Linked DNA regions of Mus musculus: region 1 is linked to region 2. A link is a contact called in ENCODE Hi-C or POLR2A ChIA-PET data. All regions are on one chromosome and are shown on one strand. The core of a region is the stretch at or near the end of the contact, and the rest is flanking DNA. Distances in the headings are between cores, read along the strand shown.

What was found. Hi-C counts contacts between places; a loop is a spot of excess contacts on that map. ChIA-PET counts read pairs that join two places held with the same protein, here RNA polymerase II (POLR2A).
Region 1: a loop to region 2 is called in a map of left cerebral cortex, with 5 times the contacts of the local background. The contact joins the promoter of Ubald2 here to the promoter of Prpsap1 in region 2. A Hi-C loop is called at or near these places in 1 of 37 maps with a recorded cell type or tissue (left cerebral cortex). POLR2A ChIA-PET finds 5 or more read pairs at or near these places in 2 of 5 experiments (both embryonic stem cell).

What each region holds. Positions count from the first base shown.
Region 1 is chr11:116,432,238-116,437,371 of GRCm38, reverse strand. It overlaps Ubald2 (UBA-like domain containing 2), which reads right to left and starts at 3,278. Exons shown (of 3, transcript NM_176902.3): 1 at 2,944-3,278; 2 at 2,751-2,813. The coding sequence starts at 3,063.
Region 2 is chr11:116,488,322-116,493,254 of GRCm38, reverse strand. Prpsap1 (phosphoribosyl pyrophosphate synthetase-associated protein 1) reads left to right here and starts at 2,909. Exons shown (of 10, transcript NM_026364.1): 1 at 2,909-3,207. The coding sequence starts at 3,038.

The sequences.
Region 1 (5,134 bases), core at 2,029-4,528, 56 kb after region 2:
CCTCGGGTCTGGGCTCCTAATCCAAACACGCAACAGCCATGCCAGCTCCAGATGCCAGCGGCACACTCCTAGGAGACAGGTGGGTCAGAGCCCAGGACCTACAGGGGCTAGTTCTGACCTCAAAGCTGCTTCTCCCTCAGGAGGCCAGGGAGTCCTTTCAACTTCTCCTAATTTTAGCAGCACTGGCTCCTCCCCAAGGCACAGGGCACTGGGGGTGGGGTGCTGAGACACAGGACAGGATGCTAAAGCTTTATCATTTTAGTTAAAGCAAAGCCAGAGCCTGGGGCAGGGACCCCCCCACCCCCACTGAGGCTGTGCCACATCAGCTCTTAGGGGACTCTGAACATTGTCTGCTCCAAGGCCCTGAAGGGAAGGCCTTTGGCCTTAGGCAGGTCTGGCCCCACCCAGACACTTCCCTCCTCTCATGATTCCCTGCCCACCCCCATGACTTCTCGGCAGCAGGAAACAATGAATGGGGGGTTGAGGGTGGAGGCCAGTTGCATCACAGCATCGTGACCGACTTCCCCAGTCAACCAAGCCAGAGAGGCCAGGTCTCTTCTCCAGAGAACAGCCTAGAGGGTTAAAGGGGACTGTACCCACCTGCCTGGGGGCAGCTCAGACAGGTCTCTAGGCCTACAGCATTGGTGAAAGCAAGGCTTGAACTCCATTTCCTAAAGCCCCTCCTATAATCTCAATTCTGAGCCCCTGTCATGGCCGTTTCCCCTCTCCCTACGAATGCCTTCTTGCCCCCCCCCCCTCATACAACTGAGGACCCTTATCATCTGTGACAGCCTTCCAACTGTGGCTGGCAATCTACAGGACAATCGTTTAGCAGTTATCACCACTTTGTGTTGACTTTTCTTCATATAAAGTATTTATCTGAGACAGTATGCAGCTAGATAGCCCAGGCTGACCTAGAGTTCACAGCCATCCTGCTGCCTTAACCTCCCAAGTGCTGGCTTCAATGTTTTTATTTAAGTTTTCTAATTATTTTGTCTTAAAAACTGGACTGACTCTCAGAACAGGGCTGCTGTTCCCTACTGTGCAGGCGAGGCCTCCAGCACAGGTCCCTCCTGGGTGTGCTGATTATAACGTCTGAGTTACAAAACCAGCAGTCTCCCAAGGGAAGCTTCCAAGGAGAACACACAGACTCACAGACACTCACAGACAGACACACACACACACACACACACACACACACACACAGATTGACAAAGGTGGGGGAAGGGAGGGAATCCAGTTCAAGCTGGGGCTTGCTGGCTTCCTTGTTCCAGGCCCTTCAGCATGGCTATGCTTTTCTGAATAGTCTTGTGCATAGGAAGACACTGAGCAGGATGAAAGCAGAAGACTCCCAGGTCTAGGAAGCTGGAGGTCTGGATGGCTGGATGTAGGAGGGGGTCTTGGGCATGATGAATCCCACCTGAATTTTCTAAGAGCTTGGCCGCAGTGGCTGGGGCCCACAGCATCATTCATTTTCCAATCTTACTCCAAATGTTGAGAGCTAGTTTAAACTGAGGCAGACTCTCCTTCCTGAGCATCCCCCCTCGTTTTTTGTTTGTTTTTGTTTTTTTTTTTTGTTTTTCGCGACAGGGTTTCTCTGTGTAGCCCTGTCTGTCCTGGAACTCACTCTGTAGACCAGGCTGGCCTCGAACTCAGAAATCTGCCTGCCTCTGCCTCCTGAGTGCTGGGATTAAAGGCGTGCGCCACCACGCGGGGAGGGGGGGGGGCGGCTCGTTTTTGTCAGAAGAAAAAAGTGCTGAGAACAAGATACAGCAGAAGATCCACATGTAGTCTTGTCTCCTGGGGACAAGGACACCAAAAAAAACAAAAAAGTCCAATGGCAGATCTCTTAGGGAATAATGTTTTACCACCCCTCTCCTGGGCTCAGGCCCTCCTACACGTTTGGAGCTAATAGCTAACTAGGAGTTAGAGCAGAGAAGGGATGTGCCTGGCCTCAGGAAAGCAGGGTACCCACTGGCCAGAGGGCAAAGGCTCTAGCCTGGAGCCAAGTTGGAAGAGGACAAATCCAGGCTCCAAGAACTATTTCCTGGACTGTTTTGTTTCTTAACATACTGAGATTAAAAGAAATTCTTGGCCTCACCTTAGGTATATAAATCTGTATATCCTCCATAAAGGTTATGTTCCCTGGAGGCTTTGGAAGGGCCAGCCTACCTTTGTGGGTAGAGTTGGACTTCCGGAGCCAGGGTGGATCTATCCCTCCCCTGCTTCCTGCAGCACTGGGTGGGTGGGTGGTGTGTGTGTGTGTGTGTGTGTGCACACGGCTGTGTTTGTTGCACCAAGACACAAATCCCTACCTCAGTCGTGTGTGTGTGTGTGTGTGTGTGTGTGTTTTGCATCAAGACACAAATCCCTCAGTCCCCCACCACCCCGAAGTCCCCAAAGGTCTGGTTATCCTCGAGCCCCTTCCCCATCCTCTGCTATCAGAATCGCAACATCCTGCTGGAAGCCGTCTTCCCTTCCTTCTACCCCCACCTCCCCAACACCAAGGCCCTTACACCCAGGGCACAGCGCCCAGCACAGGGCCTCAGGCCCCGATCCAGCGGCCTGGAGGCGGGTCCCAAAGTTGGGCGAGCCAGCGCCGGCCTGGGAGCGCTCTTTCCTGGAAGACATTTTGGCTCTTTGTTTACATTCGCGGCGCGCCGCTCCCCGGCAACATGGCTGTCACCGGCGCGGCTGACAGCGACCCTGCCGCACCGAGCGCCCCCTCCGCGGCCCTGGGGAACACTTACCATCTGCGGGTGGTGGTGGCTGTTGGGAATGTTGCTTTCTTGAAAGAACGTGCTTAGGGCGGTCTGCGGACAAAATACGGGACGCAGCGGCGTGAGCGAGGCCTGGCCGCCCCGGCCCCCCCCCCCCCCGCCGCGGCCCCCCTACGCGGCCCCCGGCTCCCACGCGCGCTCCCGACCCCGGCCCGGTGCACACCTCGAACTGCCAGTGCGCCGCTTGCAGCAGCTGCTGCGCCTGATCGGCCGCGCAGCCCGCGGCCAGCACGAACTGGTTGATCATGACCTGGTGCCGCAGCTCGTCCGTGTTCACCGACATGGCGCTGGGCGGCCGCCCCGGGCTCACGCTCGCAGCTCCGCCGCCGCCCGGCGAATGTTGTGGTTCGGCTCGCGCGGCCGCGCCGACGCCGCAAACAACAGCGCGGGGCGGGGCCGCCAGGCCCAACGTTCGGGGGCCGTGAGCCGACGCCGCTGATTGGCCCACGCGCAGCCCAGCCAGCCGCCGGCTCCCACACGGACGTTCGATTCGAATCCTGCGGCGGGCCCGGCCGCTCTGTTTCTCTCCTCGCCTGGCCGCGCCCATTGGCGGAGTCGGTGCCGCGGGGGCACCCCGGCATTGGCCAGCCTCCGTGTTTTGGCTCCTCCGAGTTGGTGGTTGGCTGGGGCCGCCATCGGGAGGCGGGGCGTGATGCGCTGATTGGCCTACCGTAGGCCTGTTTGAACTCAACTCGAAAACCCTGACCGCGTTCTGATTGGTGGAGGTCATCAGTGTTTGCTGTTGTAGGCGTGGGGGTGGTGCTGGCCAAGTTCATTCATTACTTCATTGAAACTGAACATGCTCAGCTGGAAAAGCAAGACGGAGTGGCTTTGACTCATTTCCTCTGAAAGATGTGGTCATCTCGAGAAACAGAACGATCAAAATAGAAAACACACAGAACCTTCGCAGCTACTCGACTCTCAAGAGTATTTAAATTTTTAAATAGCTTCTAAACAGTCTCTCTTAAAAAAAAAAGAAAAGAAAAAGAAAACTTTTGAAACATGGCAGACAGATCCTGGGTTCAATTTCTTAACACCACAAAACAAAACAAAACAAAACAACACAAAAGAACCAGGCGTAGTGACCACATGGTTTTAATTTCAGGGCTCAGTGGGAGGTAGAGGCATTCGGATAGCTCTGAGTTCGAGGCCAGTCTTGCCTACATGGTGAGTTAGTTCCAGGACAGCCAGCAGGGCTACATAGAGAAACTCTCCAAACACACACACACACACACACACACACACACACACACACACACACACACACACGGGGGTGGGGGGGAATAGCCAGTGCCAGGGCATGCTTTGCATAATCCAGCCTCGGGGTTTAAAAACCTTATGCTTTAAAAAAAAAAAAAAAAAAAAAAGTACCTGTTTTCAGCATGAAGACATTTTCTTTGTCATTATTCCCTGATCAAGAGGACATTGATACATCTATTCACATGAAACTTACATTGTATTGGGTATTAAAGTGACCTAAAGATGATTTAAGGTACACAAGATGGTGAAGTTGGCTGGTAGGAAAAAATGACACATGGTATAAGAGCCCCACTTATCCAAGGATTCTAGACCATGGGGAGCGGGCAGGAACTGTTTCCACCCTGATCTGGAGGATCGGATTGGGAATTTACTGTGAAGGCTCCTGTTTCAGGAAGACATATACTGTTTTTCATCAGAACTAATTACAGCGAAGGTTCTAACTAGTTAGGGTGTGCAGAACAGAAGGACAGAACAGAAGAAAGCAAACCTCACTTCTATTTCTTTGCCAGTGAAGGCAGAGGCAGTGAGAGTCGCTTTCCATGGTGTGGGTGTAAAACCAGACTGGGGTTGACAAACTTGGCAGCAAGCGCCTTTACTCACTGAACTCTTTTTATTTTACCTAAAAGGACTAAATGTTCTCTTTAAGAGAACTTGCCCGTTTTTTAGAAAGTATCTAGCTAAGAATAAGGTTACAACTGATGTTTGCACACCAATGAATGCACAGCTGGCTGGAGAGCTCTCCTAGCCTACCAGAAGCCCCGGCTACCTCCCCAGCTCCACAAGAAGAGAACAAAAAGCTTTGGGCGCAAGGATGAGTTAATCTTGTTTCTTTTGTCTTCTGTTTTGTTTGTTTGTTTTGAAGGGGTAGGAGTACTATAATTATCTTTAGATATCCCCAAAACGCCCACGGGCTGAGGCTGTAAGTGTGCCTGGGAAGTCAAGTATAGACCCCCCCCCCCCAGCCGTGTTTCAGGGTCCCCTAAAGCTGTTGACACTCAACTTCTTTTATGTAGCATAGCATAACACAGCATAGCGTTTGTACATAACCCCTACACAGCCTCATATATTGTACATAACCTCTAAAATGCCTTATA
Region 2 (4,933 bases), core at 1,660-4,159:
AGAGTTCAAAACCATCCTCAGTTACATAGGTCACTGTTGACTCCTCCCCTCCCCACCCACACTCGGAGGAGGAGGAGGAGGAGGAGGAGGAAGAGTGGGAGAGGGGAAGGAGGAAGAGGAGGAGGAGAAGGAGAAGGAGGAGGGGAAGGAAAAGAAGAAAAGAAGAAGGAGGAGGAGGAGGAGGAAGAGGAAGGAAGAAGAAGAAGAAAGACACAGACACCTACAGAACTAATTACTTACTGTTGAGTAGAAAGCCTTACACCCCTTGAAAAATCTATATAGATTTTGGCCTAAGAATAAAGGCAAATGGTTTGCTTTTTCTATAGGAAAGTTAGTTTTTATTCCAAAAGCAATGGAGAGCCACAGATTTATTAGGGAGTGGGGTGGAGGAGCTCAGGCTGGCTGATGTGTGCAGGGATTGCAAAGTTCACACCTGCTTAAGTGTCACAGTTAGCATCTGAATCCCCATGGGATGCTCCCATCAGTATGGGATACTCCCATCAGTATGGGATGCTCCCATCAGTATGAGATGCTCCTCCCATCAGTATGGCATGCTGCCATCAGTATGGGATGCTCCCATCCATATGGGATGCTCCTCCCATCAGTATGGTATGCTGCCATCAGTTTGGGATACTCCCATCAGTATGAGATGCTCCTCCCATCAATAAGTGCTGGAGGTCTGAGACAAGGGGAGATGACTGTGGACGGCTCTCACTAAGGAGCCCTTGGTAGCCCTAGTCAGACACTTGTGAACGGGCGAACAGATTGGAAGGAGCCCTTGTTGCTTTGATTTTTTTCAAAACCTACTTTTCATGATGGTTCTTAAATGCTTCAGCGTCCCCTCTAGCCCACCACCCACCTGAGGCAGTGGAAAAGGAAGGTTACTAGGATACGGGGGAAGTGGACCTGTTTAGAAATGGTTCTCTGCAGCGATTTCAATCTCCAGCTGACTTTCCAAAGAAAATTGAAGTTTCCACTTCAAGCTCTTACCATATACTTCTGATATTAAGATATTCCATTTTGGCTGTGACCGGAAGCAATGGACCCAGTCGATTTTGGATTAAAACTGGCAAAACCAGGAACTTAAATACATCATTTCCCCTTTCATATTTCCTCAGGTATGTGTCATAGTATAAGATCATATGTGTTGGGGGCCAGAAATCGCCTCACAAGCCACACAAACACCAATCTCAGTCAGACAGGGATAGTTTATTGAGCAGGTGCCCCAGGACTGGGTGACGAGGGTCATGGTCCAGATTCAGGTTGCCAAGGTCATGAATGTGTTTTGTAAGTCCCTTCCTTGCATAAGATATGTATCAGCAATTGGTGATTCCGTGCAAGACACTGAAGCTTCACCCTTTTATGGTGGTCCCTGGTGTCTGGCCCTTGAATAACACTGAGAGAATAGGAAGACTGAAGAGGGTACCTGCCATGTGCTACTTAAAGAGCAGGAAGGGAAAAGGCCTAGCGAAACAGGTTATGAGGTGAGGCCAGAGAGCTTATCGGCCCTTCCTGATTAGGTCTAGTGTAATCAACCTTGGGGCTCACAATCTGAGTCCAAGTCAGGTCTGGCCACCTTCTTCAATATGTTAATTAAAATTGCAACTTGGGCACGGGAGGGATGGCTCAGCAGTTAAGAGCACTGGCTGCTGTTCCTGAAGACCCAGCAGCCCACAACTGACTCCAAACTACAGTTCCAGAGAATCTGACACCCTCTTCTGGCCTTTGCAGGCACTGTGTATGCACGGTGCACAGACACAGAAAGACTCAATGTTCAGGCAGATTTCTGAGTTCGAGTCCAGCCTGGTCTACACAGCGAGTTCCAGGACAGCCAGGGCTACACAGAGAAACCCTGACTCGAAAAGCCAAATTAAATTAAATTAAATTAAATTAAATTAAAATTAAAATTAAAAGTCGAACTGAAAACAGAAAGCAGAAAAGGGAGATTTATTAAACCTAGCAACATCGGTAAGAGGAACAGAGGAATCCAGAGAAGTCCACAAGTCTGTCCTCCGTCCAGAAGTGAGATAAAAATGTAAGCAGAAGGCCGAGGATTTGCCACCTAAGCCGTCCCTTCCAGGGCAAGGTCCCGACCATCATTGAGACGCCCTTGCATGGGCTTCAACCTCAGCCTGTAAGGTGGTCTGAGAAGTCTCTGGAGCTCTGTGAAAGCTGTTTTTGGGAGTCACGTTTTTTTTTCTCCCAGCATGACATTCCTGAGGTGGGTGGGGGAAGATCTTTACTTCTTTGGGGGTCCGTTTTTCAAACAGTCTGATAGATCGAGAGGCTCAAATGTCTCTTTGGAACGACTTCATCTATTTACACAAAAGTAAATGAACACACGCGCCTTCTGTATTTGCACAAGGCGAACTCATGCGGGCAGAGCGGCTGGCTGGGGTTGAGGGGGACGGGTGGGAGAACTGAGAACAACAACGGGCAGGAGTGCAACCTTGCCTCACGTGCAGACACAGATATAACGTCTAGGGAAGGCCTCCACGTCCAGATTCTGGAGCAGTTAGTTTAAGTGCCCGCAAAAGGGAAAGGGCCGGCTGTCCCTTTTCAAATAAATCCCAGCCTGCGCAAGCGTGGAGGGGAGCGCCGGAGGCTCGTTCATCATAGAGGCGTGAGGCTAGATTGTCTCCGGTCCCTGGGCGGACATCTTAGTTCCTGGCAGTAAATTTGAAAACATTTATAAGTACCACTAAACATGGCTGCACCTCCCAGAATAGTGGACATTAAAATACCTGTCCCCGGAGACTCAAACTCAGGCGAACACGCGAGTCAGCGGCGCCTGTGTCAGAACAGGCTCTCCATGCCATGCCCACCTCCCTGCCCTTTTCCGAGATGGCGGCGGGGGCGGACGCTCTAGCTGCTCGACTCGGTGTCGCGGAGGGGCGCGGCCTGCCGCGGGGTCCGAAGGAGGCTGCGGCGCTCGGCTGCGCCTTCGGTGCGGCTTGGAGATCCGGACGCATCTGTGTCGCGCCTCGTCCCTCTGCGGCCCCGCGCGGACCGCTGTAGCCGCGCCTCGGGCCGGAGGATGCCCAGGAAGCTGCTGCTGCTGCCCCCGCTGTCCGCGTGCTCTGCTCTGCGTGTCCCGCGGGCTCGGCCCGCCGCCTCGCCGGCCATGAACGCAGCCCGCACCGGCTACCGAGTCTTCTCGGCCAACTCCACGGCCGCCTGCACGGAACTGGCCAAGCGCATCACTGAGTAAGCGAGGTGGTCCCCGGGGTGGCCCTAGCCCCTCTCCCCGTCACCTCCACCTTTGCACCCGGGAGCAGCAGGTTTGGGCCGACTCCCCAACCCCGTCCCAGGGCCGCGGCGCACTCTTAACCCTAGAGAGGTTTCCTGCGCTTGCCCTGAATCTGACCATCGCCATTTCCAGGCGTCCCTAAAGCGACAGGCGATGTGGGTCCATCCTAGACCGAAGGGTTAGGACAGTCAGGGAGAAGGGAACTCAGAAGTACTTCGGGCTGGGCGGGGGGAGAGCCGCGATTACAAGTGTGTAGGATCAGTTGTACAAAAAAGTGTTTGCTTAGGGGTGTGTGCGTGTGTTAACCACTGACCTCAGGGGACCGTGGGGGCCCTGAGATGTCTTTCCAGGCTTGTTTGTTGTTACCGATGCTGGATGGATGAAGGACGTGATTTTTTTTTTTTTTTTTAAACCTTACTTACAAACTGTGGGTGCTTCTATGGGGAAGGGATGGGAGCGTGAGCCTGAACTTTGCGGAAATCATGGAGAAGAATCCTGCAGAGCAGAGCCTCCCGGTGCCCTGCTGATAATAACCGGTCTACTTAAAGGCCCCTTTTCAATTTTGGAGAAAACTAGAGCCCTGGTATAAAGAGCCTTAAGGGCCCTTTGTGAAATAAGCTTTTTAGTAATATGTATCGTTTCTCTTCTCCTTTATGGGACAGAGCTTTATCGTAGCTCCTGCTGGCCTGGAACTTAGTGAATGGATGAGGCTTGCACTCTCAAGAGTTCAAGCCGGGAGATCTGCCTGCTTCTGCCGCGGGAACACCACACCCATCATGGGCTTTGGTTTCTGAGATAAGGTCTTATGACCCTGGTCACACTCTAAATGGTGTGATATTTCTGGCCTTGGCCTTTCCGATGCTGGCAGTTCAGGTGCGCACTTGGACTCCCTGGCGTAAATGACTTGACTTTGAACATTTAAAGTCATTTTCATATTTCAAAAGTTCTTAGCTCCACCTGTTTTATTATCAGTTGGACTTTGAAGTGGGTTTAGGAGATATGTACAGGGAGACAGTCAGTCTCTCCGGTTTCTGTTTCTTTTCATGATTTATTTATCGTGTATACAATGTTCTGTCTGCATGTGTGCCTGAAGGCCAGAAGGGGGCGCCAGATCTCATTACAGATGGTCGTGAGCCACCGTGTGGGTGCTGGGAATTGAACTCTGGACCCCTAGAAGAGTAGCCAGTGCTCTTAACTGCTGAGTCATCTCTCCAGCCCCTGATTATTTGTCTTGTCCAGGCCAAGGATCCCTTTAAACATGAAAGTTGAGCTTGTTTGTATTGGGTCACACTTATCACACGTGACCTTGCCTTGAGAAAGCTCCACTTTAAAAATTAGTGGTTTTGGGCTGGAGAGATGGCTCAGCAGTTAAGATTACTGACTGCTCTTCCAGAGGTCCTGAGTTCAATTCCCAGCAACCACATGGTGGCTCACAACCACCTGTAATGAGATCTGATGCCCTCTTCTGATGTGTCTGAAGACAAACAACTACTGTGTACTCACATATAAATAAAACAAAGAAAAAAGATTAGTGGTTTTGCCTTTTGTTATGCTAATTCCAGTAAGCTTTGTAGACCAGGATAGATAGCCTTGCAGAGATCCTCCTGCCTCTGCCTCCCAAGAGCTGGGATTAAAGGCTTGAGACACTCCTGGCTTTTTTTTTTTTTTTTAAGTTTGGTCTTG